2 separate regions of the Mus musculus genome follow, and region 1 is linked to region 2. A link is a loop called in an ENCODE intact Hi-C map of the cell type or tissue named here. Cell type or tissue: left cerebral cortex. All regions are shown on one strand. Links, peaks and the distances in the headings refer to the core of each region. The heading gives the core; the rest is flanking DNA.

Region 1 (15,193 bases), core at 4,190-12,189, 76 kb before region 2:
GAGCCAGTCCCTCTTGAGGAAGCAGAATTAGCATCAAAGTACAAACAGCACCAGGGCAACGCACAACAGGAAACAGGTGATGAAACCACACAGTTTGGTCTTGTTCTTGACTACGGGCAAAAGCGTGCACTGTCGAGTGTGACGCTAGCTGTGGGTTTCCCAGAGCCTCCGTGTTGTTCCTTTGCAGGACTGTGCGCTTGCCTGCTCTGAGTCACCATGGGTGACCTGTCACCATGCTCAGGAACACACATTGATTGGAAGACTAGCCACAGATCTCCCAGCCCCCTGCCTTGCTCTAAGATGTCCTAACTTGCCACTTTGTTTTGTTTTTAACCATTTTATTAAATCATTCTCAAAATGTGGATGATCCCTGGCCACAGTAAATATAATAAGGTGTATATAATTCAGTTGTTGCTTTTTTTTTTTTTTTTTCCTTTCAAGTCAAGTTTCTCTATGTATCCCTAGCTGTTTTGGAACTCACTCTGTAAACCAGGCTGGCCTTGAACTCAGAGATCTGCTTGCTTTTACCTCCCAAGTGCTGGGATTAGAGGTGTGCACCACCACAGCCTGGCAAGTTGTTGCTTTAGCACATAGTCCTCACATGACTCTGCTGGCTGCCACAGGCAGCCACCCACAGTTGTCTCAGTCACCCACAATTGGCTGCTTTGTCCCTTAAGAGACTCACTCCAGACTGGGAAGGGATCAGGCTTGCCCAGGGCAGTATGGTCTGGACTTGCATTTCTGCATCTGCCTTTTTTGCAAACACGGGTTATGATTTTCCTAGGTGTTAATTATTAACATATTTCTTGCCGTCCGTGTGTCTGCATCTGAGAGCATCTTTGGCTTCCAGTGATTTGCTGAGAATCAGGCTGCCAGAGAAAACTTTAGATATTTCTACAAAGCAAAACAGGAAAGAATTCTCCTGGGCTAAAGTGCAAGGACTCTGCAAGACCTATCTGGGTGCGTATGTACCGCTAAGATCTCAGGCTCAGCTCTGTTCAGGATGAATGAGTTTGGTGGGAGGCAGCTCTATAATCTATGTAAAATTGTTGTTTTTTTTTTTTTTTCTTTTTGGGTGGCTTGTTTAGTCCCTTGTACCTCACCTATACCCAGATAATCATCTGATAATTGAATAACCAGCAGTTGTCACATTAATCTGTAGAATGGAGCACTAGGCAGCCACGAAAGAGAGCAAACCACAAGTCTGTGTGGCAGCAAGGACGAGCCACACCATGTGGAGCCACACTATGTGGAGCCACACACTACTATGTGGAGGAAAACAGGCACAACCTTGACTTGCTGTGTGGTTCCAACAAATCTCAAAAGCAGCATTAGAAATCAAAGCAGCACTCACATGTTGGGGAAGACAAGACGAAAGGAGGAGATGAAGGTAGACGTAGCAAGCCGATGCTAAGTCAAGGGAAACTGGCTGATGTCAATGGTGGTGCATGCTGGTACTCCTAGGGCTTGGGGAGCAGAGGCAGGAGGATCACTGTAAACAAGATCAGCCTGGTCGATGTACTCAGTTCCAGGCTACATAACAAAATCCTCTTTCAACAAAACTAAAATAAAAAGGGAAAAGGTCACGAGGCCTTTCAAATAGATTTCTAGTAGAAAACATGAAACAGTAGGAAATCTGAGGCAAGATGAGCCTGACTCAAAAGCATCATTGTGACGATGGCCAGAGTCACTACAAGACACTGACACATCCAGGCCAGCAAGGTGGCTCAGTGGGTAGAGGCCCTTGTCACCACCAAGCCTGATGAGTTCTGTCCTTGAACCCTCCTAGCAGGAGATAAATGACTCCCATGAGGTGTCTTCTGACCTCCACACGGGTGCTGTGGCTGCTCAAACCTACACCCATAGAAACTTACACACATGGCATGCTCATATCTATATCCATAGGAACTTACACAAACACATAAACATAATTTTTAAAAGTGAACAGGAGAAACTGACCGATTGGCCATCACTTGGACATCATAAAAGAATATTTGATGTTGCCGGGCATGGTGGCACACGCCTTTAATTCCAGCACTCGGGAGGCAGAGGCAGGCAGATTTCTGAGTTCGAGGCCAGCCTGGTCTACAAAGTGAGTTCCAGGACAGCCAGGGCTATAGAGAAACCCTGTCTCAAAAAAAAAAAAAAAAAAAAAAAAAAAATTGATGTCAATGTCTCACAGACCTTTACCTTGCGGCAACGTTGGAATTTATAATTACATCGTATACGATTACATGAATGTATCTGGTCATCACCCCATTTCCTGGCCCAGAAGTGTCAATGACCTGGCTCAGTAAAGGCACTTACATCTGAGACTGACCACTTGTTTCCAGCCCCTGGAACATACATGGTGGAGAAAAGCAACTACCCAATGCCAAGCCCAGCGTCCTAAGTTCAATCCCTAGGCCTCCCATGGTGGAAGGAGAAGGCTGATTCTTTAAAGCTGTCCTCTGAACTAGCATACACACACCCTTGAAAAATCTTTTGTTGTAGTTTGGTTTGATTTTTTTCCAGACAGGGTTTCTCTGTACAGTCCTGGCTGGCCTGGAACTCACTCTAAGCCAGGCTTATAGAGATCTGCCCGCTTCTGCATGAAAGGCCTATGCCACCACTGTCTTTAACATTAAAAAAGTGTTAATGTTCAAGAGGAATGAGTTGGACTAGAGCGATGGCTTAGCAGATAGCAGCATGCACTGCCTTTGCAGAGCACCAGAGTTAAGTTCCTTGCACACAAATCAGGTGGCTCACAACCCCTGTACTCCAGCTTCAGGGGACCTGACACCCTCTTCCTGCCTCCTCAGACAACCCACCCGGCATGACGCAGGCACAGAGAGATACACACCGATACACATAAATATTTTAAAATATGTATTTTTAATTGAATTGTTTCCAAAACGCTAAGTATGTTTTGTGCAACTGGAGCCTCACAACCCAATCAGTGTCAAGATAAGGAAGGGCTGCTCACTAGAAAGACCAGGTATGACCGAGGCTTGTGACTTTCAGAGCAAGAGAGAGACTGAATTGACCTCCCAGAAGGTCAGTTGTGCAATCAACCACGGTTATGTGATGAAGGGCAAGGTTTGCAGAGCCACTAGGCAGCCCAGCACACGGGGTGCCTGGCAGGGCAGCTAGCGTACCCTGAGATGTGGGAAGTGCTGTGCCCCTTCCCACGTGCTTTGCCCTCTGCATCTCTGGCTTTTTCCCTCTGGATCTTTATCTGTATCCATGGTGATAGCTCCTCTAACAAATTGGTACACGTTTAAGTGTGTCCTCTAAAGACCCCAACTTCGATCTGTTGGGAGATGGTAAAACCTTTACAAGATGGGGCCTGCTCTTTAAGTGTGTGCCCATGAAAGGGGGTTGTGAGGACCTGGCTATGGGCTTAGGGGCTTTGCTCCATTCTGTATCCTGATGCAATGCATCACTCTGGATCATGGACCAGAATTTCTGCAGCCATACAATATAAATGTTTTCTCTTTGTGAGTTGATTGTCTGGGGTGTTGGTTACAACGATGGAAAAACTAACCGGGCACTAGTGACGAGCATTTTTTTTTTCTGAGTTCCATAAGCCACTTACACAAACTGTTCAGACCTAAAGAAGGGAAGTCTAGCTGTAAGCTAGACAGAAGTACATGTCACATCTCACACTGGCATCTGTGGGGGGATCTTGTGACACTGAGCTGCATCCTGTGGGACAATGTCAGAGCTGAATTAGACACCCTCAGCTGCTGTTTGGAGATCTGCCAGAGAATTGCTGGATTATATACTAAGACCCCTGTACTAGCTGGTTTTGTGTCAACTTGACACAAGCTAGAGTTATCACAGAGAAAGGAGCCTCCCTTGAGGAAATGTCATCATGAGATCCAGCTGTAAGGCATTTTCTTAATTAGTGATCAAGTGGCGAGGGCCACTTGTGGGTGTTGCCACCCTTTGGGTTCTATAAGAAAGCAAGCTGAGCAATCCAGGGGAAGCAAGCCAGTAAGGAACATCCCACATACCTCCATGCATCCTGCATCACACACATCCTGCATCAGCTCCTGCTTCTTGACCTGCTTGAGTTCCAGTCCTGATTTCCTTGGTGATGGACAGCAGTATGGAAGTGTAAGCTGAATAAACCCTTTCCTCCCCAGCTTGCTTCTTGGTCATGATGTTTGTGCAGGAATAGAAACCCTGACTAAGACAAGCCCTATGTAGAATTTGAGCACCAGATGTGGAGCATCATGTATTATAATGAATTAGAAAGAGTGAAGGAGAACAGGAAAAGGCTGTTAGGTATTTGTTTGCCCTCTACTGAATTCCAAACTGGGAGACACATTGTCAAGTACGATTAGATGGTTTGTGATACACCATCATCTGGCGAACTGAAGCCCATCTTCCTTTTAATGTGTATATGTGTGTATACACATTTGTGTGTTATTACATTTATATGTGTGTGTGTGTATGTGCATGTATGTGTGGATGTCAGGGGACAACCTGGGGACTGAACTCAGGTCATCAGGCTTGGCAGCAAGTGCCTTTACCCTCGTCACATCTCACCAGTCCATCTTCCTGAACCTTTTAATCTCATGACATAGACTATGATGTCACTTTTTCAGAAGTGGCAACCAAGGTCTGACCTTGGCTCCGTGGTCAATATCTCAAACCAGACCTGTCTGTCATGAGTGGTCTTTATTCCTACTGGAAAAAATCTCCTAGTCTGGGTCTCTTCACTGCCCTTTGGCTCAGACTCTTCTCCCTCATCCCACTATCAGCCACTCATCTAGGGTATCGTGCCGTTCCTGTCACTTCCGAGCCCTCCCTCTACCACCAAGCTTGGTCCTCGGTTCTTGTCCAGTCCACAGAAGAGATTCTTTGTCTTTGTTTCTCTCCCCGCTGCATCCTTGACACGCTGGAGCAGAATAATCTGTTTATAGATAAATCAGATCCTACCTCGCCCTGCACATCCCCAGGTGCTTCCAATAATCAGGGTAAAATTTAGATCCGCTGGCATGGCCTCAAGACCACAATCTGACCCCTGGCTTTATTATTAAGTTTCCCCTCCCCTGCACCCCACCTTTCTGGCTTACTTACTTACCCTTGGCCACAGTGGCAAACTTCATGGGACTCAGGCGAGTTCCTGACTTTGCCTTGCTCATGAGTTGGGACTGCTCTGACCTTCCCATGTACGATACCACCTTACCTACTTACTGCTGTGTGGTGTCTTCAAAGGCCATTCTGTCTTAGCCTAGGCATTCCCCATGGGCTGCTTTACTGGCCTACGAACTTTACTCTCACTTGCTATTTAGTCTGTTTACTGATGGGTCTGTTCAGTGCATCTCCTCCACTGGCAGTTTCTTGAGACGTTATTTTCAACTCTGAGCCCCTCCTGCTGAGGATAGTTCCTGCCACTCAGAAAGAACTCTAGGGATCGCTAAGTAAACCTCACACAACCATTTAAAACCCATCAGTGGCTCTCCACTGTCGGGGGCAGGTTTCACAGCCCCTGCCCTACAAACACCTGGGGTTAGATAATTACTGGTCTTAGGGAGAGTGTCCTGTACATTCTAGTGTGTTTAGCAATAACTGAAATTTCTACATTGTAAGCCAGCAGTCCCTTCTCCTCACAACCAGAATGCCAACAAACATGTCAAATGTATCCCTTAAAGGGTAAAAATCCTTCAGTTGAGATCCACAGATCTTTAGTGGGTCAGTTTGTAAACCAGTCTCACTTGAGGGCTGGATAAAACTCAAATCCTAGGCTTCGTCAGAAGCCCTAGTGACTTTAGAGTCATCTATGGCCTAGGTATAAAGTGACTAGTCACGGTTACAGGGGACTGGCCTCCAGGATGAGCCTGCTCCCTGTGTCCTCTGGTCACTTGCTGCTTCCTTAGCAGCCCTTCTCTGTCTCCAGCCACAGGGAGCTGATGCGTGGCTTCCTCTCTCTGCATTTGTTTTTTCTTCCTAGCAGAGTTGCTTGCTAATCCCTGGTCCTCTCCCTCCATTGGTCACACCGCCCATGGTTTGTTAATGGAGGCAGAGAGATCATATGATCTTCTTCTCCTAGTTGGAGAACCAGAAGTGCTGAGGGAATTGAGTCCCAGTCTGAATCTAAAAGCCCAAGAACCAGGAGCACTGATGTCTGTCCAAGGTCAGGGAAAAACTATCTCAGCTCAAGCCCTGAGAACATATTTATCTCCTACCACCATTTTGTCCCATTTTTGTGGGTGGGACAATGCTACTAGTGAAGGTAATCTCTCTCTCTCTCTCTCTCTCTCTCTCTCTCTCTCTCTCTCATAAAGCTGGATCATCTTGACCAAATTGTTGTCAGGATTGGTCCACTCGCTCATCCTTCCGCAGGGGCGCCCACTGGCTGAGTGGCCGATGCAGCTGTGTGTTAGGAAGAGTCATAGAGTCATACATTCCTGCGGTTCTCAGTTTAAAACAGCTCTCAATGGATTACCATATCGGAGACACGACAAAGACACAGAGGCTGTAAGAGGAAATACGGTCCCCACCCCAAGAAGCTTGTGGTTGTTGCGGAAGATAACCGGCATTACAAGATGGTTTTCTTTTATGGACTTAAAAATGGCTGTCTGTATACATCCTCTGTTATTGTGTCTGTAGAAGAATAGCCGAAGCTTCACAGGAACAGAACCTGTATCCTGTGTTTCATTGGATATTGTGACATAATAGCTCTGAATGCTGACCAAAGGTGATGCTGAGCTATAGCAGTGACGGTCCTTGAGTTGGCGGTGAAACTCAGTGGTAGGCGCTTGCCTGGCCTCCGTGAATGTGGGAAGCATTGGGCTTGGTTGCCAGCATTGCCAAAAAGGGAAAGTCATGCTTTCAGGTTTAAGTGTCTTTGGAACGGACTGTGAGCTTTTTTTGTGGAGAAGAAATTGCATCCGTTGCCAAAGGTTTAATGCGAGGATTTGTGTGCACAGTCAGGAGACATTATTGACAGATCCAGGCAGCTGCAGAGCAGAGTCTGCCTTACAGTCTCCGCAGACTCGCCGCCCCCCCCCCCGCCCCCAGCTCCAACCAAAATGAGGCGGAAAGATGAAAATGAAGGAGGGGCAGGGAGGTCCCCACCAGTGCCGCCAGGGGCCTGTGTGACACCGGTCTCTTTCAGTAGGTTTAATGCTAAGCACAGGGAAGGCCAGGGTTTCCTTATCAGGCTACCTGGCCTACCTCCGAGGTAACCGTATTAGCTATGGAGTGGTTAGAATAAAGTGGGAAAGGCAGTCACAGCTGTGGGTAACCCTTCAGAGCTCCCTCTCCCGAGTCCAGCCCACCCATCTCATGCCCTGTTCTAGACAGACTCTTGTTAGGTAGTAAGTAACTAGAACTTTTAGGGTTTTGGGTTTTTTTTTTTTTTCAGTCTGTACTCCTTCGTCCCAAGGATCCTTTCCCTAAATTACTCTCAACTTCAACATGATTTAAAATTTATGCTCTCATTATACACATTTCCTCGCTGAAGAAAACTTGGAGCAGTTAGCTAAGTGGGTGAAGAAATATTCACGGAGAGTTCACGCCAAACAACCAGCATCAATGCGCATGCGCACGACGCTGTTGATTGACACATTTGCTTAGGGCGGCAAAACAGGTCACTTGCGGTCTGCTCCCATTACTCTTCATGTGGTAATTCCCCAGGCTAGGAACTGGTTAGAAACTGCGTATGCATTCATGCATGTATGTGTGTGGGATGTGTATGTGTGTGCATGTGTGTATACACTTATATGTGGAGGACAGTAGTCAATTCAGGTATCTTTGATTGTTTTCTAACTCATCACTCTGATTGGTTGGTTGGTTGATCGATTGGTCGATCAATTGACTGATTGAGACAGGGTTTCTCTGTATAGTCCTGGCTGTCCTAGACCTCACTCTGTAGACCAGGCTGGCTTCGACCTCAGAGATCTGCCTGCCTCTGCCTCCCAAGTGCTGGGATTAAAAGTGTGTGCCCCTACCCAGTCTCCAACTTATGTTTTGAGGTAGAATCTCTCCTGAACCTGGCACATGCCAAGTTGCTTAAACTGGCCAGTTAGCAGGCTCAGAGATCCACAGGCCTCTGCCTCCCCAGTGCTGGGATTGCTGGTGCTTGTGAGCATGCCTGGTTTCTATGTGGATTCTGGGAGACTCAAACTCAAGTCCTCACATCTGTATGCCAACCAGTCTAACTGAGCCGTCTACTCAACCCTCGTAATGTTAATTCCTTTTAAAATTTAACTTAGTATTGATTGGTTAACATCTTTTAGATTTATTTTATGCTCACGAGTGTCTCGTCTGCATATCTGTATCTATATTACCTATATGCCTGGTGGCCAAGGAAGTCAGAAAATGGCCTCAGATCCCCTCAAACAGGAGTTATAGATGGTTGTAAACCATCATATAGGTACTGGGAATTGAATTCTGATCTTCTGCAAGACCAACCTGTGCTCTCAACCACTGAGCCCCCCCCCTCTCTCCACACACACACACACACACACACACACACACACACACACACACGTAATCATAACTATTAATGACCCACTCCTTTGCTAGTGGATTACATTGATTGATTGATTGATTGATTGATTGACTGACTGATTGATTTTGAATGTGTAGGTTCTCACACACATATATGTGGTCTATGGTATAGAGGTCTGAGGATAACTTTCGGGAATCAGTTCTCTCCTTCCATCATGTAGGTTCTGGGAATCGAACGTGTTGTAAAACTTGTCTGTTAGTTCCTTTTCCTGCCGAGCCATCTCACTGGGCCCCACTGGATTGTTAATGTAACCCAGGGAGTACCTCGGCTCACAAGTTAGGAACTCTTTGTAAAGCAGGGAGGTTGGAGAAAACTCAGGATTTTTCTGTTCGCATTTCTCCTCCCTTCAAGAAGGGTGCGAGTCTCCTCTGATGTGTCAAGTGGTTAAGGGGAGTATGAGAGGCAGCGCCTGCTTGCTGTGGTTTCCTCAACTGTTGCGATGACCATGGTGTTTTTCTCACAGGAATCAGAGCAGTGGTTCCCAAAACTGTAGGTCATGAGCCCTTGTGTGGGGGAGGTCTAATGACCCTTTCGCAGGGGTTGAGTGTTAGATATCCGGCATATCAAATATTTACATTATGATTCGTAACTAGCAAAATTACTGTTATGACGTAGCAACAAAATCATCTTATGGTTGGAGGTCACCCCAACACGAGGAGCTGTATTAAAGAGTCGCAGCATTAGGAAGGTTGGGAACCTCTGCATTAGGGGAACAATCAATGAATGAAGTTAGTGTCCAAGAACCGGTAGGTGGCATATCCTTGCAGCTATTTTTCTTAGCTATTGGCACAGGTCAGAAACGTTAGAGACCATATTTATATTTTCTGTCCCTCTACTCTAATCTTGTTTATGTTTTTAGACAAGGCCCTTCATTTTGCTGGGGGCAACAACTGTGTTTCATGCTTCAGTATATTAGAGTTTAATTCTGAAAGGATGTGAATAAATTCAGGGAAATAGAGTCCTCTGGCAAATGTAGCATGTTATTATTATTATTTTAACCCTGAAATCATGACAAAGGCCATTCCTCTTGATGAGTGCTCTGTGTGGCTTTCCTGGGGCTCCGAGATGCTGTTCCGTACAAGCCTGTCACGTGACCGCATGAAGTCTCCTGATTTCTTCCTCAATCTTTGCTTACCCCAAATCATTGTATCTCATTGTTCTCCCAAGACTTCAGAGCAAAAGTGGGTTTTGTGGTGGGGTTTTTTTGTTGTTTTTTTTTACATTGCCACTGGTTCAGTAGCAAGCCCCACGGTGTCCAGGACCAGGGGACCTGGGCTCACATCCGAATTGCCTCCTTCATTCTTTCTCTGATTGTCTGAGTGGCTTTTAGCATGCTCCTTGACATCTTGGAAGCTTGCTTCTCTCTTCTGAAGAGCAGATGTCTTACATAACCACTTCAGAGAGACGGCGGAGGATTAGAGGAATTCACTAATATGGGGATGTAGAGCCTTGTATCCACAAAGCCCTGGATTTGGTCCTCAGCAGTGAAAAAAAGAAGCCACTAATATGCAAGAAAGTATAGCAAGGTTAAGGGCTCTGCCTGAGTTATTTTTAGTATTAGTGTGACATAGCGCGCTTACTATACACCTGCAATGGGTTTCACTCGCCTGGTCTCCCAACATGTGTCTCCCACAAAAGGAGACCTTCTGGAAACAAGCCATGGCCAGTAGCAGGCAGTGCATGGCAATGAGCAGATAATTGCAGGGTCAGACTCTGTACTTCCTGTGGGCTCTCGTAATAAGCCAGCCTGTTTATTTCCATCGGAGAGGAGCAGGCCCATTTATTTCTATTGTGCCCTGCTCGATCACGTTTCACACCGAGTGGTACTTTATTAATTAAAGTTCCCAAAGAAAATATATCTCCATTTCAGCCAAGATCTGCATCTTTTATAATGGACAGATGTGGCCTTTTTCGGGAGACAACCCGCGTGGTGCTCTGTGCTCCCTAAGAGACAGGCTTGTAGCTATAGAAACTGCAGGCTCGTCCAGGCCAGTGGTGTGGACAAGGCGGGGGTGTGCCGACTTTGTTGATTTCTCTCTTAGTCACTGCTCTGCAAAATGCTCAGGGACATTGGCGGTAGAGCTAAGAGCTAAGAGCTGGTATTTACCCCAACTGTGTCTTTCCTCCCTTGTAGCATCAGCTATAAACCCAGGAAGATACTACATGGGGGTAAAAGTCAGCCAAGAACATAGTGCATGTGTCACTCTGTATAAGGAGCATATGCTAAGAATAGAAAGAGAAGACATCGCATGAAGCGTAGCAGAGTCCAACATTCCTGCACTCACATGGTCCGAACATCGCAGTGCCCGTAGGAACCAGACTACGGCTATTCATTTGTTCAAAACACTTTTAATGAATGAAAGCTTTCTAGATGTGTGTGAACACATTTATAGTGTCAACATTTGCAGAAATTATCTTCAAGTTCTGTCCTTTATTAGCACTTACTTTTTTAAAAATAAATGCATTTTATGTGTATGACTGTTTTCCAATGTGAGCAGGGTATACATGCAGTACCTGAGGAAGCCTGAAGGGGCATCAGCTCTCTTACAGGACTGGAGTTACTGATGGCTGTGTGTTACCACGCGGGTGCTGGGAATCGAACCCAGGTCCTCTGCAGAGCAGCCAGTGCTCTTAACTGCCGAGCCATCTCCAGCCCCCTTTTATTTCTATTATTAGACACTTTCTATTATTTATCTGTTTGTTCATTCATGTATCTATTCATCTGGTATACTAACATGGAGGCAGCCCTACCTGTGTCTCCTTTTTCTTGCCCAATTGTTATAAACTGTTAGCATCTGGCAGAAGGCTATAGGTTTGTGGCAAGCCCACATTATGACCAAATCTGAACTTGAGCCCCATGTGACACGGCTTGGGCTGCTATGGGGCCGTGCCGTACACTGGGCAGCTAATAAGCAATATACCTTTCTCACCGTTGTAGCCTAGAAGTCCAAGTCCCGAGGCTATGATAAAAGCCTACGTCCTGTTGGCAGACTGTCTCTCACACAATAGGGAAAAAGGCCAGCCATCTCCTCGGCCTCTCTTAAAAGAACATCATGGGGCTGGAGAGAAAGCTTAGCCCTTGAGAACACTGACTGTTTTTCTAAAGAACCTGGGTTCAGTTCCCAGGCCTTACATTTTGGCCAATAACTGTCTCTAACTCAAGTCCCAAAGGACCCAGTGCCCTTTTCTGGCCTCCTCAGGCACTGAATTTGTGTGATGCACAAGCATACACATAGGAAAAACACTATACACATAAAACAAAACTAATCCTTTTTTTTTTTTAAGGCCATAGACCCCCTGTTTTGTTTGTTTTGTTTTGAGAGAGGGTTTTATTGTGTAACAGCTCTGACTGTCCTGGAACTCTGTGGATAAGAGACCAGGCTGGCCTTGAACTCAGAGATCCACCTACCTCTGCCTCCCAGAACACTGGGACTACATTTGTGCACCACCACTGCCTGGCGATGGTTGTGGATTTTATATCAGCTTGAGTTAGGCTAGAATGCCCAGCTGTTTGGCTGAACACCAATTTAGATGCTGCCCTGACGTGTGTTTTAGGTGTGACTAGCATCTCAAGGGCTGGGGTATCACTCAATGCTCACCCAATGCTACTGCGCTTGCCTCATGTGTGCCCTGGGTTTCATCCCCAGCACTCAACTAAACCTAACTGAGTCAGCACAAACGCAGACTTTGATCACTCTCTGTAACGTGCACGCACTTCATCCAATCCACTGAAGACCCCGAAGGACGATGTTCCCAGGACAGGAAGGCATTCTGTCTGCACCTTGCCGGTGGAGGAGCTGGTTCTGGAGGTAAAAGCCACTTAGCCCGTAGGTCTGGGGAACTGAGTCTAGAACCCCAGAACCCATGTAAAAGCCAGAGATGGAGTATATCCCTGTAATCTCAGCACTTCTACAAGGAGATGGGAGGCAGAGGCAGGAGGATTCCCCTGAAAGCTCACGGGGCAGCTCATCCAGAGTCCACGGCACAAAATTAGTCATCCACAAATCGTCTAACCCATACATCAAAGGCATCAAGTCTAACCCATACATCAAAGGCATCAAGTTCTGCATTTTTAGGTTTTGGAAGTCCTTCTGAAAGGTATCAGTATGTTATATTGTTATAGATTTTACTCACATTTTACATTTCATTTTATCATTGAAACTTAAGAGTCAGAGAGGCCAAGTTCCTGCTGAAGGCCACCCAGCAAATGATTATTTAAATAGTAGTAGGTAATTTTCTGGCTTTTCCCACCTATTTCTATTTTTTTAATTAATTAATTAATTTATTTATTGTTTTTTTTTTTTGAGACAGCCTTGACTGTCCTGGAACTCACTATGTAGGACAGGATGGCCTCGCATTCAAAGAGATCTTGCTGGTACCTACTTTTAGCATATTAAAATAAGAGGCAAGGAAGATTACACAGTTAGTAAAGGGCTTACTGTATGTATGCCCATACATGAGGACCTAGATTTGATCTCCACAATAAATAAATAAATAAATAAATAAATAAATAAACCAGAGAGAAATAAAGAAAGTGCGGACCATGGTGGCATGCTCTGTAATTACAGCCCTGGGAAGGTGGAAACCAGAGAGGTCTGGGGGTTCACTGGCTCAGTGCAGCTGGAACAGTAGTCTCGAGGTTCAATGAGAGACCCTGTCTTAAGTAGGATGGAGAGTAATTCAGAAAGCTAACTGATGCTGGAGCCAAGCAGATGGTTTAATGGTTAAAGCACGTGCCATTCAAACATGAGGACCAGAATCTGGATCCCCAGAACTCTCACGAACCCCCAGAATGCCCATGTCAGGTGGGCATGACAGCCAGCCTGTAAGTTAAGCCTGGGGAGGCAGAGGCAGGGGATTCCTCAAAGCAAACTGGCTGGCAACGTTAGGCATCTCTGGAGCTCTGGGTTTGACTGAGAGAGCCTGCTTCAAAGAATAAGGTAGAAGAGTGATGGAGGATGATCACTTAGGCCTCCCATGCACCAGGACACACTTGCACATGTGTCCACATACTTGTGAAAACATGCAACACACAGGTAACTCATACACACATGAAAATGGAAAAAAAAAAAAAACCCTGTAGAAGGACCAGCAGTCTCAATTAATCCGGACCCCCTAGATCTCTCAAACACTGGACCACCAAACAGACACCATACACCAGCTGATATGAGGCCCCCAACACACACAGTAGAGGACTTCCAGGTCTGTGTTCATTCAGAGATGAAACACCTAACCCTCAAGAGACTGGAGGCCCCCAGGGAGTTTAGAGGTCAGGTGGGGTAGGGGGTAGGGGGTATCCACGTGGAGATGGGGTGGAGTAGGGAGGAGGTGTGGGATATGGAGCAGGTAGATGGTGGATGGGGAGAGGCAAGGGATGGAATATGGAGTGTTAAAAAATGAATTACAAATAAAATTAAATTAAAAAAACCCTAATGTAACCATATGCTATAACTAAATAATTTGGCTACTTGCATTAATCTCCCCCCGCCCCTGGCAATAAAAAAAAAGAAAATGGAAAAAAACAATGAATCCCAGCACTGCTCTCTAGTCTCTACATGTGCACAAATGCAGACCTGTGCACACACATGCATGTGCACATATACTGGCACACTCATGCATGTGTGCACACACATGTGCACACACAGACACGTGCACACACACAGGCATACACATGTACATGCACACACACATGCACGTGCATACACATGCAAATGTATGCACATACATATACTTGGTTGTGCCCCCCCCCTCAACACACAATTAGTGCAGTAGTGACCTATAATCTATTTCCCGCTGTACCTTGGCTTTGTGATGCTAGGATTAATATCCTCTAAGGATATGATTTACATATAAAAGGATCCTTCTAATGTTGAAAGAAAGACTTTTCATGAGTTGCAGCAGCGAGTTCATAAAGCAAAAGAGACTGCAGTCCGCACCGACTGCAGCCCGCACCTACTGCCTGCTTACATTACCTATGCACGAAGCTGTCCAACTCTCAGTTGGCTCTGTTTGTTTCTCCAGTGACTTCAAAAATTACCTTATTCTACATGTATGAGTGCTTTGCCTGCACATATGTAGGTATGTGCCAGTGCCTTCCAACGTTAGAAAGAGGCATTGGAGCCCTGGAACTGGAATTACAGATGGTTGTGAGCCGCTATGTGGGTGGTTGGGACCAAACCTAGGTCCTCTGGAAGAGCAGCCAGTGTTCTTAACTGCTGAGCCATCTCTCCAGCCGCTCTCTGGTGAATTTTAAGAGACTTCTGTTCATCTTTCTGTAAAGCAGAGCAGGCCATGGCATGTCCTGACTCCTTGTGGTAGTTTACTCTTACCTGCAGGGCAGAGATGTTTGTTTAGTATAATTACTCTTTTTTTTCTCTTTGTTTAGATAGGTCTAGCCTCAAGCTTCAGTATGTAGCCAAGGATGGCTTTTAACTCCTGATGCTCCTGTGACTACCTCCCAAGTTCTGGGATTACAGGCACGTGCTGTCCTGTGCAGTTTTATGCAGTGCTAGGGATCAAACCTAGGACTTTATCGGTGCTAGCAAGCACGCTACCAACTGAGCTCCTTGCTCAGCCCCTCCCACTCTTTACTTTTTTCAATGAAGGCAAGTCTCATTAAGTGGCCCCGACAGGCCTTAAACTAATTCTATAACCTAGTCTTTAAATTTACTTTCTTTTAAATTT
Region 2 (15,193 bases), core at 4,434-12,433:
TGTTCTTCCACACACCGGGGACACTCTGTGCTTGGCTGCAGGTGACTCTTCATTGTGACACCCGATAGCACAGGCGTTCATTTTTTGTGAGTGTTGTTAGGTTTGCAGCGCTGGGGTGGGATCCAGGGTCTTCTGCATGCTAGCCAAACCCTCTACCTCCGAGTTACATCTGCAGCAGCCAGCGTTGGCTTTTGATGGCTGCTCGATAGAGACCGGGGCCTTCCGTTTGGCCAGATTCCACTCTCTGATGGGAAGAAAAGCTGAAGGGAAGACGCAGGGTCAGCTGTGGTGACTGGTCTCAACAACAGAGATGAGTCATTTGCCCGGTCCCTTAGGTAATAGAAAGAAGCAAGAATGGGTTCCAAGGGATCTCCCAGGTGTTCATTTCTTACTATCTCATCCAGATGCAGGGACGATAAAGGGACAAGGCCATAGTCCTTTATAGTAAGAACCATCAAGAGCTCAGTGCACAGCATTAAGGTTAGGCTACTCTATTAGGGGAAATACAGCCCAGAAGCCAGCATAGTGTGCTCGGGGGCAGGGGAGGAAGGTCAGGAATCGAAGGCCAGCTTGGACTACAAACCAAAACCCTGTCTCAAACAAACAAGTGAAAAAACAAGTCAAACAAACATAAAACCCTCTAAGGTCTGGAGAGATGGCTCGTGACTGAGCGGGTTTGCTGCTCGTGCAGAGGACTGAGGTTCAGTTCCCAGCACCCACACTGCACTGCGTGGCTCACAAATCCCCGTAACTCCATTCCAGGGGAATCGAATACTTCTGCGCTCTTAGGGCATCTGGACACACTTACTGTTTGCATACCCATACACTTACACACACACACACACACACACACACACACAGAGAGAGAGAGAGAGAGAGAGAGATGCACTTCAGAATAAAATAAATCTTTAAAAACAAAACCTCAAAACTCAACAAAAATCCTGAAGAGGGATCCTGGAGAGATGGCTCTGCAGTTTAGAGCAGTGATTGCTTTGCCAGAAGCCCTGAGTTTGATTCTTAGTACCCACATGCCAGCTAACTACCAACTATAACTCAAGATCTAGGGGATACAAGATATGGTATGAAGACATACATGTAAGCAAAACACCCATACATATAAAATTAATAATAATAAATGTTTAAAACATCACAAAGATATAAAAATCTATAGATTTTCAAGTCCTATATGTAAAATAGTACATTTACTTAGAACCCGCAAACATCTTCCCAAACACTTGTGTGTGCTCACATGTGTACATGCATATGTGTGTGCACCCAAATGTGCTGTTAGATATTGAACCCAGGCCTTAACCTTTCCTATATATTTTAGATTTTTACATTTAATTTAGTTAACTTGTTGATATTTTGAGACCAAGGTCTCACTCTGTAGCCTAGGCTGGCCTTGAAGTCCCATACTCCTTCCTCAGGCTCCACACCTTCTTTACACTGTTATCTCGGTAACTGTGGCAGCTAAGACAACGTAAATGTGACGTAAAAAGCTGCTATACTGTATAGTTTAGGAATGACAAGGGGGAATGGCATCCACACATTCAGGACAGAGGCAGCTCCCAGCCCCCACACGGCCACCCACACTGACTGAACCCTTAAATGCACAGAACTGACTGCATACCCAAGAGAAGATTTTTGAAAAGTAGCGCCACAAAAATTCACACATACATGTTTATAGCAGCCAGAAGGTATAGAAACAACTGAAAAGTCCTTCTACCTAATGGACACAAAAATGTAGTACTTCCATTCAATAAAATATTATCCATCCATGAAAAAGAAATCCAAACGAAGGCCACTGCGTGGATGGACCTTGAAGTCATTATGCCACAAAGACTGTGGTTGTTCAGTTCTATCTAATGAAGTGTCGAGAAGAGGAGAATCTATAGAGAAAATAGATTCCTGTTTTCCCAAGTCTGGGACTTAAAAGAGAAATGAGAGAGAAAATGGCTGCTAATGGGATAAAGGACATGTTATGTTTATTGTGAATTAGTATCACTGCAAATATGCGCAAAAGCCGTTAACCTCTACGCGTTAGGTTTATTTTATTTTTTGAGTCTCCTGTAACATAGGCTGGCCTCAGAACGGCTATGTAGGTGAGGATGGCCTTGAACCCCTGATTTTCCTGCCTTTAACTCCTGAATTATAGGTATGCAGCACCACACACAGTTTACTGTATACTTTATATAGTATCCTTTAAAAGGATGTATTTTATATGTGAATTCTAGCATAGCAAATCTGACTTCAAATTTTATTTTATTTTTTTAGATTTATTTTATTTTATTTCTGTAACATATGTGAGTACACTGTCACTTTCTTCAGACACACCAGAAGAGGGCATCGGATCCCATTAAGATGGCTGTGAGCCACCGTGTGGTTGCTGGGAACTGAACTCAGGACTTCTGGAAGAGCAGTCAAGGTTCTTAACTACTGAGCCATCTCTCCAGCTCTTATTATTATTTTTATAGGTAAGGTTTCATGTAGCTTATGCTGGCCTCAAACTTACTGTGTAGCTAAAGTGTGGTTCTATGCCTGAGTCCTCCCTTAGCATGTTCAGATATCACTGCACACAAGCAGGAAAGGATGGAGAGGGGACTGGATTGGGTGGGTAAGCAGGATCCCTGTCTAGGAATGAGTGGGGGGGGTGGTTATGGGGGTCGTGAGTGTTCTCTGAGGATTTTAGTGCTACAGCTCTTTTTGGCAGTATTCAGCAAAACAGCTCCTTAGATGATGGCCAGTGAAAGAACTTGTGTGCACGTACATTATTGGGGTGAACAAGATTATATGAACCTTGGAGAGTGTAGGGGGCGTTTCAGGGTGCATGTAAATCATTTGCTGGAATTTAAAGTACTGGGAATGGCCAGGCAGTGGTGGCTCACGCCTTTAATCTCAGCACTTGGGAGGCAGAGGCAGGCGAATTTCTGAGTTCAAGGCCAGCCTGGTCTACAAAGTGAGTTCCAGGACAGCCAGGGCTATACAAAGAAACCCTGTCTCAAAAACAAACAAACAAACAAATAAATAAATAAATAAATAAATAAATAAATAAAAGTACTGGGAATGCCTCATTTGCATGGAGAAGCATTCCGGGAAGTTGAACCTGTAACTTTGCTAAGGACTATGTGATGTGACATCTTCTTCCTCAGGTAGAAGATGTGTGGTCTGGCTCCCCCGATCAGGCAGAGAAGAGGACTCCCTGCTGAGAAAGGGAGTTTTCCATTTTACACTGAGTTCATAGGAGCTGCCCAGACATGGTAGACCAACACCAAAGCCTGATTCTCCTGTCTCTGTCTCTCAAGTATAGGACTACAGGTCAGGTCCCCACCTCCTGGCTACAAATCAACTCTTATAAGGTGAGGGAACTTGAAAAATGGCAGCATTAGGAGAATGAGGAGTTCAAAGTCTAAGGTGATTCTCAGCTATATAGTCTAGCCTACTCTACATGAGAACTCTGAGCTCCATTGGTATCCATGAGGCCCCGGATTAGATCCTCAGAGACACTGCATAGACCAGGCTTGGTGTTGTACATTACAATCTGAGCACTTATTCAGAAGATAGAGGCAGGAGGACCAGAAGTTCAAGGTCACTTTGGGCTTCATAGTGAATAGCAAGCCAGCCAAGGCTGCCCTGTCTTGAGGTACCAGCAAGATGACTTTTGGGCAGGGGGTTGAAGTCAAGGCTGACAGCAAGAATTCCATTCTATGACTCACATGATGTTAGGAGAGAATTGACTCCTGAAGGCTCCTCTGACCTTCAGAAGCATACATGTGCCTGGACACACCCAATAAACAGGTAAATAAATAGGTAAATAAAATGTAATTTTAAAAAAAGACAAAAATAAGAGAAGAAATCCTATCTGCTCTCTAATCCTCAGACAGATGGCCCACTGGCACATTTGTCTCCTACTTCTAGTGTCCTTTGTCTCTGTGCCTCCTGGGTATCTCATCCAGCTACCTCTTAGTAAAAATCTCTGGCTGCCCATGGCACCCTCAAGCACACATCTACATTGGACTCCATGGGAGCAGTCTAAGCTCAGACCTGCAGTGTGAAGTCGGGCTCTGGCTGGCTCTGCTGACAGTACCAGCATCCATCGCTTAGATGGCTTCACGCCTTGGCTCCCCTGCTGACTTGCTGTGTCATCCAGTGAGTCTCCAACCACTGGTGCCAAATGGCAAGCAGGATGACATGAACCCGTCTCCAGAGTCCCCTTGCTGTGGGTTTATTTTCGGACAAGGTTATGGTAACTAAAGTTTGCATAGCCGTTTTAAACACAGGTCTTATTTCAGCTGATCCATTGGGGGCTGATAGGATCCCTGGTGACAGATGTAGGGACAGAGAAGTTCAGAACTGGGTGACTTTTCCCAGGGCCATCCAGCTGACACTGGAGAGCACATCTTTGACTTTCCCAACTTTAGGTTCTATGTTTTATTCCTTCCTTGGGCTTCTGTGAAGACACATTCTCCCTGATTTTATTTTTTAATTTTTTAAAGATTTATGTGTTTAATTTATTATACGTAAGTACACTGTAGCTGATTTCAGACACACCAGAAAAAGGCCTCTGATCTCATTATAGATGGTTGTGAGCCACCACGTGGTTGCTGGGAATTGAACTCAAGACCTTCGGAAGAACAGTCAGTGCTCTTAACCTCTGAGCCATCTCTTCAGCCCTCTTCCTAATTTTACATGGAGGAAATGGGCTTGGCTTTCAGCTGGTCTCTGTATCTGTGTTTCCATCACTTGGAGACAGTCCCTTTGGCCATTTGTTGCTGGTGGCTCCTTATCCCCTTCAATTCACTTCTGTAGCATCTGAGTCGGGATTTTGTGTGACTGAGCAGAGCTGGTCTGGCTGACTCTGCCATGATGTTGGATAAATGCTTGCAAAAGAGACCAGTGTGGCCGTGCATGGTGGTAATAGCACTCAGAAGTCTGAGGCAGGGGGATCGAGAGTTTAAGGCTAGACACGGCTACATAATAAAACCTGCTATCAGAAAATAAATAAATAGGGCTGAAAAGAGCACAGGAACTGAGATCCCAGCACCCGCTTCAGCCCCCCACCCCCATAATAGTCTTCACCTCCAGCTCCAGAGGGTGGAAGGCCACACAGGCACTGAATGCACATAGGCACACATGTATATATATATATATATATATATATATATATATATATATAATGAAAAGTAAATCTTTAAAAAAGTAAATAAATAAAGGATGACTCTGTTTCTATCTCTCTCGCTCTTTCTTTCTCCCATCTCTCTTTCTTGTCGTTGTCCTACTCCAGCCAGTGGCGACACAGACACCAAGTTGGGTTTACGCAGCAACTTTACTTCGGGCTTTTTCTTTTACAGCTCTCTTCCCCAGCAGCTTCTTCTCAGGGCAAGGGCTAAACTACTCCTATTACAACAGCTTCTCTTACTCTACTTCTACTCATGGCAAAGGCTAAAACTACTACTACTCACGCTGACTTACCTCCTTCTAGCGCCACCCCACCTCATCCAATCAGAATTCAACACGCTCCAAGCATGAGCTTAGATCATTCACAGATAGGCTGACAGGTCTGGATCACGAGGAACTGTCCAGCCTGGCAGGCAGCCCACTCCTGCAGCCTCACTGCGCATGCTCGGGCAAGGCAGTAAACAAGTGGGTTTCACAGGGCCTGCGGCCCCACCCGCTTCCCACACTTTCTCATACACACAAGTAAATAAAATGTGAACTTTTGGGGGGGGGAGGTGGAAACAGATGCTTCAAACACAGGGTTTCTCTGTGTAGCCCTGGCTGTCCTGGACTCACCTTGTAGACCAGGCTGGCCTCGAACTCACAAAGATCTACCTGCCTCTGCCTCCCAAGTGCTGGGATTAAAGGCTAGCACTACCACACCCAGCTAAAGTGTAAAAATCTTAATTAAATAACTTTAAAACATAAAAATGGGGCTGATGAGATGGCTCAGGGGTTAAGAGCACTCTCTGCTTTTCCAGAGGACCTAGGTTCGATTCCCAGCACCCGCTTAGTGGGTAATGACTGTCTATCTCCAGTTCCAGGTGATCAGATGCCCTGTTCTGACCTCCATACATACATGTAGGCACACACATACACATAGGCACATACATACATGTAGGCACAACACCCATACACATAAAATAAAACTAAAACTAACATAACAACCGGGCTCAGGAAGTATGTGCATTAATATAGTGATGATCCAATATGTGTGAAGTCCTGGGTTCAGTCCCCAGCATTTCACCAAACAGTCTAGTGATGCATGCTTTGATCCAAACACTTGGGAGATTGAGGCAAGAGAACCAGAAGCTCAAGGCCACCCAGCCACAGCCACATAGCAAGGTCACAGCCAGGCTGGGAAGCATGAGACCTTTGTCAAAACAAAAGCAAAAACACCCACGCAAACTGTTTAGAACTGCCAGCCTGTCTGACCTCCTCCACCCCACAAGTCCACCTGATTCCTAGGGTGACTTTGAAGTATCTCAGTCTACCTACTTGTTCCTCTTCCTTTGCACGTGCTCCCCTCTTGGCCCTTCTCTTGCTTAACATGAGATTGTCCTCCTAGACTGCTGCTACTTCCCTGTCCCCGCCAGACAGCTGGCCGTTGATGGATGCCTGTGACGCCTTTGCTAGGCTGGTCACCTGACTTCCAGCTGCTATGGTTGGCTTGCCTCCTGATGCAGGTTAGTTCTTGCAAGGAAGGCTACCAGCTCCATCAGTTGGCATGTGTTACTGTTGCTGTGGTGAAACGCCATGACCAAAGCAACTTGGGGAGGAAAAGATTTATTCAGCTTACACTTCCACATCACAGTTCATCATCAAAGTAAGTCAGGACAGGAACTCAATCAAGCAGGGCAGGATCCTGGAGGTGGGAGCTGATGCAGAGACCATGGAGGGGTGCTGCTCACTGGCTTCTTCTCCATGGCTTGCTCAGCCTGCTTTCTTATAGAACTCAGGACCACCAGCCCAGGGATGGCCCCACCCACACTGGACTGAACCCATTATTAAGAAAAACCATTAGTTAAGAAAATGCTGTTCAGGCTTGCCTACAGCCCTAGCTTATAGAGACTCTTTCTTTCTTTCTTTCTTTCTTTCTTTCTTTCTTTCTTTCTTTCTTTCTTTCTTTCTTTCTTTCTTTCTTTCCTTTCTTCCTTCCTTCCTTTCTTTCCTTCCTTCCGTCAGTCCTTCCTTCCTTCCTTCCTTCCTTTCTTTCTTTCTTTCTTGTTTTTTTTGTTTGTTTGTTTGTTTGTTTTTGTTTTTCGAGACAGGGCTTCTCTGTGTAGCCCTGGCTGTCCTGGAACTCACTGTGTAGACCAGGCTGGCCTCGACCTCAGAAATCCGCCAGCCTCTGCCTCCCGAGTGCTGGGATTAAAGGCGTACACCACTACGCCCGGCAGAGACATTTTCTTAACTGAGGTTCTCTCCTCTCAAATAGCTTTAGCTTATGTCAAGTTGCATTAAACTAGCTAGCACACATGCAAAATCCAGAAAGACAACTCCCTGCCCAGGAGACCGCTCTAATATAGCTGTGCTTCAGACCCATCTACCCAACCTCCTGGACCATGGAGGGCTAGACAGGACTTGAGATCTGGCTCAGAAATTTCCCCTTCTTTCTCTGTCACTGGGATTTTTCCTTCTACACATCTTAGCTCCCCAAGCTGTTCTCAGGCTGGAGCATTAGCACACTCTAATTAACCTGTTGTTGTTGTTGTTGTTGTTGTTGTAACAGGATCTATGTATATAGCTCTAGCTGGCCTGGAACTTTCTGTGTAGTGGCTTGCAATTTACAGTATCTTTCTAGCTTTGCCTCCTGAGTTGCTGGGATTACCGGCATGCTGCCCCACAAAGCCCAGCTCTTTTTTTTTTTTTTTTTTTTTGGTTTTTTCAAGACAGGGTTTCTCTGTGTAGCCCTGGCTGGCTGTCCTGGCACTCATTTTGTAGACCAAGCTGGCCTCAAACTTAGAAATCCACCTGCCTCTGCCTCCCAAGTGCTGGGATTAAAGACGTGCGCCACCACCGCCCGGCCCCAGCTCTTTTTCTCATGTCCTTCAAGGCAGATTTTGAGATCCCAGAGGACAATGATAACATCCTATTTATTTCTATGTCCACGTTCCCTAGATGGAGGCCTGACACAGAGCAAGGGCTTGGTTATTGAAGTCAGCATAGCTCCTGACCATCCCTAAGTCACATTCCCCTGGCCTTCCTGTCTCCATCTCTATTTCCCTCCCTCTCCTGGGGTTCACTGCTAATTGTGGCTTGTTCCTCCGTGCTTCCCTTCCCCAGCAAGTGACACAGACATGAGTTATTATGACTAAGTTTGGGGTGGGCTGTGGAAAAGGAGGAGACAGAACCTACCAGTGAGCTATACTCCCACTCTCGCCGCCTCCTGCCTCTTAAAATTGAGAGTAGATAGAAGACTTAGCGGGAGGGTCTGGACGGAAGGGCCCCATCTGGCTCCAAGGCAGAGACATTAGCAGAAGGGACCAGGGGCTTGTGTGGGTGGTGGGGTACAATAGCTGGTCACATACCAGGGCTGGATTGCGCTATTGAGACCCCGAGTGCAGAGCTTGGGTCTTCCTTGGCAGCCTTTGCAGTGACTTCCCTTGACGGTCCCCTCCTGCTCCTAGTACATCTTAGCTTCACAAATGCTCCAGGGACATTTCCACTCCGACTCACTCGTCCCCGCCCACTCACGGCATCAACCCACGTCACAGGAGGGATGGCTGCCTCAGAAGCTTATTAACTTTCCAGGCAGCATGCCGCTCAGTCAGTCACTGAGTCAGGAAGGACCAACTCAGCACCCCAGGCGCCCCGGCACAGGCTGACTCAGTGGCCTCGGGTCTCAGCTGGGGTCTCCCGGAACCACAGGATACATCTTAGTGGGGAGGGGGGCTGGGATGAGGGAAGCGAACACAGTAATAACCCAGTTGCAATTTCCTCGATTGATAGCCTAATGTACTCTCTGTTACCGTTAAAAAAAAACCCAAAAACCTAAGACCCGGTAGATTATGGAATGAAAGCTTGTTTAACTCAGGCTTCTGGAGCCGAGGGAGTCCCAGAGCGTGGTCTAGCGGGCTCACAGGCTGAGACAAACTTTTGTTTTGGGGGGGGGGGGGGTTCTTTCCTTTCAAAGCAAACTGGCCTGCGCTCTGTGAACTCAGAGATGGGAAGATGCCCATGAGAAGTTGTGTTCCGTTTTGTTCCCGAAAGACAAAAAACAAACAAACAAACAAACAAACAAAAAAACCTGTGTAATGGTGGCTCACACCTTTAATCCCAGCACTCTGGAGGCAGAGGCAGAGGCAGAGGCAGAGGCAGAGGCAGAGGCAGAGGCAGAGGCAGAGGCAGAGGCAGAGGCAGAGGCAGAGGCAGAGGCAGAGGCAGAGGCAGAGGCAGAGGCAGAGGCAGAGGCAGAGGCAGAGGCAGAGGCAGAGGCAGAGGCAGAGGCAGAGGCAGAGGCAGAGGCAGAGGCAGAGGCAGAGGCAGAGGCAGAGGCAGAGGCAGAGGCAGAGGCAGAGGCAGAGGCAGAGGCAGAGGCAGAGGCAGAGGCAGAGGCAGAGGCAGAGGCAGAGGCAGAGGCAGAGGCAGAGGCAGAGGCAGAGGCAGAGGCAGAGGCAGAGGCAGGCGGATCTCTGGGAGTTTGAGACAAAAGGCTGAGGGGCCTGTTAACATATCAAAGCAGACCTGATCTCCAGGTTCTCCCATAATCCCTACCTGTTATTGCTGGCATACTGCCTTCTACCCTGAACTCTCCAGCCCAGTCCTTAAGAGATTCTTTCCTGAAGGTTTGGTTACCTGCCCACTTTGTGCCTTTGACCTCCTGGCTGCTGCATCTTGCTCCCTATCTTTCCCTCCCCCTTCCCTTCTCCCACTTCCCACAGGGCACACAGCTCAGTCTGGCCATGTCTACTCTGGACACTCCCAGATGTCTCTGACCCTGGCTATGTGCTGCCATATACCACACCTAGGAGCAGCCATGTCCTTTCCTCCTCTCCTTATTTATTTCCCCCCCCCCGCCCCCCCCATCAGTCACCTTGAACTATATTATGCTTCTCCTACCACCTGCCGGGGGTGGGGGGGTGGGGGGATGGGGGGTGGGGGGATGGGGGGTTGGGGGGAGTGGAGATGGGGGAGGGAGTCTATCAGCACTTTCTTTTTTTCTTTTTTCTTTTTTTTGGTTTTTCGAGACAGGGTTTTTCCTGGCTGTCCTGGAACTCACTCTGTAGACCAGGCTGGCCTCAAACTCAGAAATCCACCTGCCTCTGCCTCCCAAGTGCTGGGATTAAAGGCGTGCGCCACCACACTTTCAATGCTCTGGAAGCTTTCCGTTGCAGTGGGATCTGCCTCCGTCAGCCTTCACACCTCCTGACATAGTAAGCCTCTTGGTTGTGCCTTGCTTTGGCAGTCAGAGACAACTCTTGGGAGTCGCTTCACTCTTTCCACATACACTGCAGGCGAACTGGCCCTCCTGCTTCCAAATGACTATGGTCTCTACATCCTCTCTCTTCACTAAAGTAGTAGAATACAGATGTATGTCACCCCACCAAGCTTTATTACGTCGGTTCCTTGGATCAAATTGGGGGTTTTGAGGCTTTTGTTTGTAAGTGGAGTTTTGTTGTTGTTGCTGTTTGGGATTTAGTTGTTTTTGTTTTTGTTTTTGTTTTTGCTGGTTTTTTGTTTTGCTTTGTTTTTTAAGACAGGATTTTACTATGTATCCCTGGCTGTCCTGGAACTCACTATGTAGACCAGGCTGGCCTTGAACTCAGAACTCACTGTCTATGCCACCCGAGTGCTAGGATTACCACTATGCACTTACTTCTAGCTAGTCTCAGCTACTCTTAGTCTCTAGGCTAGCCCCCATGCTGCGCTGCGGTCTTCCCAGCTCTGGTCCCCCCCCCCCCCAGCCTCAATGCTACTTTCTCAGCCATCTATCCCCTGCGGCTAGTTGTCGCAAATCCTCTTAACCCAGTAAATCAAAACTCTAGAAGCTTATAATTAATCAGTCAGATTTATATATCAATAAATTCTCAATTTACAAGATGCCCACATAATAATTTCAGAGCCAATTGATAATGATACAAGCTGCCCACCTAGATTAGACAAGTTATCCCAATTATTCTATCCTTTTATGATATTCACAGCTCCCTGTGTCTATTTAAAGCCACGCGGAATCTGGATCGTCTTCCTCTTCCTCCATCTTCCTTCTCCTCAACTTGTCCCTGTCTGTCTCTGAAACTCCTAGCTCCGCCTCCCTTTTCCCTGTCCCATCACAGGTTTCTTGCTGTATTAATATTTAAATTAGTTGGGGAAAATTCTGCTACAAGTAATTTGCATAAAGGCAGAATTTCAGTAGAGATTAGTCAGTAATTCATTCAGTAACAACGTAACAACAGGAGTGGTCTTTTCACTCTGGAACTCAGAGTGTAATTTTGTTTGCTTCTTTTTAGACAAGCTTTCATGCAGTCCTCACTGGCTTCAAACTGGCTCTGTGGTCAGGATGAATTTCAACTCTTCATCTTCCTTCCTCTACCTTCCAAGTGCTGGGGTGACAGGCATGTGCCACCATATCTGGTATTTTTTGTGGTGCTTGTTAGGTATCAAAGAAATCTGAGACAAGTTCTCACTCAGTACCTGTGACCACCACACACTCCTCACCCTGTCCCGTCCTCTACCCTAAGTCTCTCCCACCCAAGGGCTGGCCTTCTACTTCCCTTCCCCCAGCTTCCTGTATAAGTCAGCCCATTTTGGCTGTGCACTCTCTTGGTTCCTGGTATATCCTGCTTTCTCTCTCTCTCTCTCTCTCTCTCTCTCTCTCTCTCTCTCTCTCTCTCTCTCTCTCTCGTTGTCTGCAGCTCCTCTCTTAGTCTATTTTCCTCCTGTGCCTTCTCTTCCTTTCTTACTTCCTCCTCATGCCCCATGGCTGGGTTCAGTCTGGATTCTTTCAGATGGCCTCTGGCTGCTTTCTCCCTCATATCTACTTAAAAATTTCTCTCTGCCACCATACCTAGGAGTGGTCATGTCTTCATTTCCATTCAAAGCCCAGGGCGTGCTAAGCAGACATCCCACCAACCCAGCTCCATGCCCAGCCTCAGCTTCAGTTGTGATTCACTGCAAACATTGTGGCACAGAGAATCAGATCTCTGTGGGGAGAACAAAGAAGCTAAGAGGATCCAGGCTGAGCCGGGAATCTAGGCATCATACCCACCACAGCAGTGTGCATGGGCACCAGGAGAACAGGGACGAGGGACCAATAGACCAAAGATTCTCAGCCTTCCTAAGGCTGCGACTCTTTAATACAATTCCTCAGGGTGTGGTGATCCCAATCATAAAATTACTTCATTCCTACTTCATAACTGTAATTTTACTAGTGTTATGAGTTGTAATGTAAACACCCTATATGCAGGATATCTGATATGTGACACACACACACACACACACACACCCCAAGGGGTCTCAACCCACAAATTGAGAATCACAGCCATAGACAGTGCAAATCCTGGAGAAACCTGGGAAGGAATCTTCGTTTTCTCACTGTGCACCAGAGAAAGCTGAGCACAGAGCCAGCAGGGCGGGGTGTTGAGTTACAATCGGCGCGTGTGCCAGACAAGACTGAAACTCAAGGACTCGGAGTAAATTGCCTAAGGTCACCTGGCTTGCCCTGTAGAGCCAGGCTTTGAAACCGCAGCCGTCTTTACCACAAGCCGCCAGCCCTCCTCTCTGTGAACCCTTCTGATTGTTTTCTTCTCGCCTTCACTGGGCTGCTCCGGCTCAGCTTCGGGGACCTGGCACCGTTGCTTTACCACCATCCCTCAGCTCTACTTCATCAGTACCGCGTTTTCAATTTTCTGAGTTCTGGTTCCCTAAGACTCAGGTACAAAGGGACCTTGGGTACCACTGACCAATCAGGCAAGAAAAATCTCACCCCAGAATGAGTGTATGAAGGCAAAACAGTGTGAGTGTAGACAAAACAGCCACATCAACAATCACTCAGAATGCTGGTCCAGTCAGGTGTGCCTTTGTGATTGGACAACTCAGAACACAGCAGACGCCCACCAAGTGCTAGGATCCTTGGATCCCTGGGCTTGTATGTCTAGGGCTTCAGACTTGGTTGTACACAGAGACTTGAATCACATCAGGGAGATCCTGGCCCTTGTTCTCTCTGCCTTTATGATGGGGCTGTTTGTCCTTTTTGGGCTTCTTTAATCCAAGCAAGTTGGCTATGGGCAGCTCAGAACCTACATGGGTTTATCTTTATATGTCTTTAGGTTGTTCCATTCCACACAGGGCTACACAGTGAAACTCTTTCTCAAAAAATAAAATAAATACCTATAGAGTAAGTGGGGGAAGAAAGCATCTTTTCCAACGGACCCTGGCAAAGTCCCAGGGAACACTCTGATTGGCCTTGGATTGGTCATATCTCCACCCTAGGGAGACAGATGACTTTAAACAGAATGTTAAGGGTCTGGCTGGATGTAATGGTACAGGCCTATAATCTCATCTGCCCAGAGCTCAGGCAGGTGGATCCTGTGTCACAATGAAGGAAAAAGAAAAGGCTGTCAGAGTGGTTCAGTGGTAGACGCTCGGCAGGCTCAAGTCGAGGGGTGTGAAAGAAAAGAGTGTGGGACCACACTGTCTATATCCCAGATTTCAGTGATAAAGACATTCAAGGAAGTGAGTTTGCTAGAAGGAAGGTTGGGGCCAAGCATGGCGGCGTGTACCTCAGCACTGCAGAGGTGAAGGCGGAGGGCCAAGAGTTCAAGTGAGCTGGGCAGGCCTTTAATCCCAGCATTAGGGAGGCAGAGGCAGGCAGATTTCTGAGTTCGAGGCCAGCCTGGTCTACAAAGTGAGTTCCAGGACAGCCAGAGCTATAGAGAGAAACCCTGTCTCGAAAAACCAAAAAAAAAAAAAAGAGTTCAAGCGAGGTAGGGAGACGGCTCAATGATGCAATGTTTGAGGAGCAACCATGAGGACCGACATCCAGGTCCCCAGCACCCCCATAAAGCAGGGCAGCTGTGCAGCTCTCCCTCAGCACACGGGAGGGGTGGATGGGAATTTCTGAGGCAAAATGGCTAATGAGAATCACAGCAAGAGAATAAAGCAGAGAGGGGTTGAGGAAGACACCCAGTATCAACTGCAGGCCTCCACAGGCATGGACACATACATAGGGACATATACCACTCACCGTACACATGTGCACACACTATATATATACCACATATATACATAACTACCTCACACCCAAATACACACTACATACATCAATACACATACCATATGTACATACCACATACCTACATAGCACATACACATAGCTCATACACACACCACACACATATACCACATACATAACACATTAACACTGCCTATACAACACATATTACAAACACATGCACACCCCTCATACACACACCACACACATACACACACACCAAATACATAACAAACACATGTGCTCACATATAAACACACTACATACACCACAAATACACATACCATATACCCTATACCACACACACACCACACATATACACCACATACATACGTACATACCACACACAAACACCACATACATACACATACCACACACACACACACACTAAACCATACATATACACATACACCACTCAGACACTACATAACACACCACAAATACACACCACATGTGCTCATAAGCACAGGCAGACACACACAGACACACTCAGGGTTCAAGGCCACACATTAAGGTTAGCATTATCCACATTACCTGGGAGAAAGGACTCTAAGCCTACCTGTGGGGACTTATCTTGATTATGCTAATAATGTGGGATGATGCATGTTAATTGTAGGTGGGATGGTCCTCTAGGCTGGGGATCCTCCACTCTATAAAATATAGCAAGGTAGCTAAGTGGCAGGAAGCCGGTTTCCTTCTCGTCTACATTGTAATGCCTCGAGCTTGTAAGTCAGAATAAAGCCTTTCTCCCTTACATTGCCTTTGTCAGGAACACACAACACAGAACACAGCAACAGGAACATAGCTAAGACACCGTCTCTTGCCATATAGGGAGTCCGAGCCCGGCCTGGGCTACCTGAGATCCTGTCTCCAAAATAGCAGAACTGAAAGCAAGCAAACCAAACCACGGGTAAGAGCTTCCTCTGGGGAGGCAGGAAGGCTGCTGGGAGATTGGCTGAGTTCCATCTCTTGACCTGGAAACTTTCA

Evidence for each region. Peaks named below come from ENCODE experiments on the same cell type or tissue, not always from the same donor. Only the 100,000 strongest peaks of a DNase experiment are listed, where the experiment ranks them.
Region 1: it touches region 2 in a loop (9-fold over the local background); 3 of 42 quality-filtered maps call a loop at or near these places.

The regions. Positions count from the first base shown.
Region 1 is chr15:81,286,270-81,301,462 of GRCm38, reverse strand. No RefSeq gene overlaps it. Among named protein-coding and RNA genes, the nearest start is that of Gm52179, 33 kb to the right of the region's middle. In left cerebral cortex, for the core only: a CTCF peak has its summit at 11,026; DNase peaks (open chromatin) are centred at 6,835, 7,515, 9,957 and 10,499.
Region 2 is chr15:81,210,631-81,225,823 of GRCm38, reverse strand. Gm31608 (a long non-coding RNA gene) reads right to left here and starts at 8,675. Exons shown (of 3, transcript XR_003951508.1): 1 at 8,526-8,675; 2 at 1-330. In left cerebral cortex, for the core only: no CTCF peak of the experiment used is centred there; DNase peaks (open chromatin) are centred at 8,370 and 8,684; H3K27ac peaks cover 636 bases.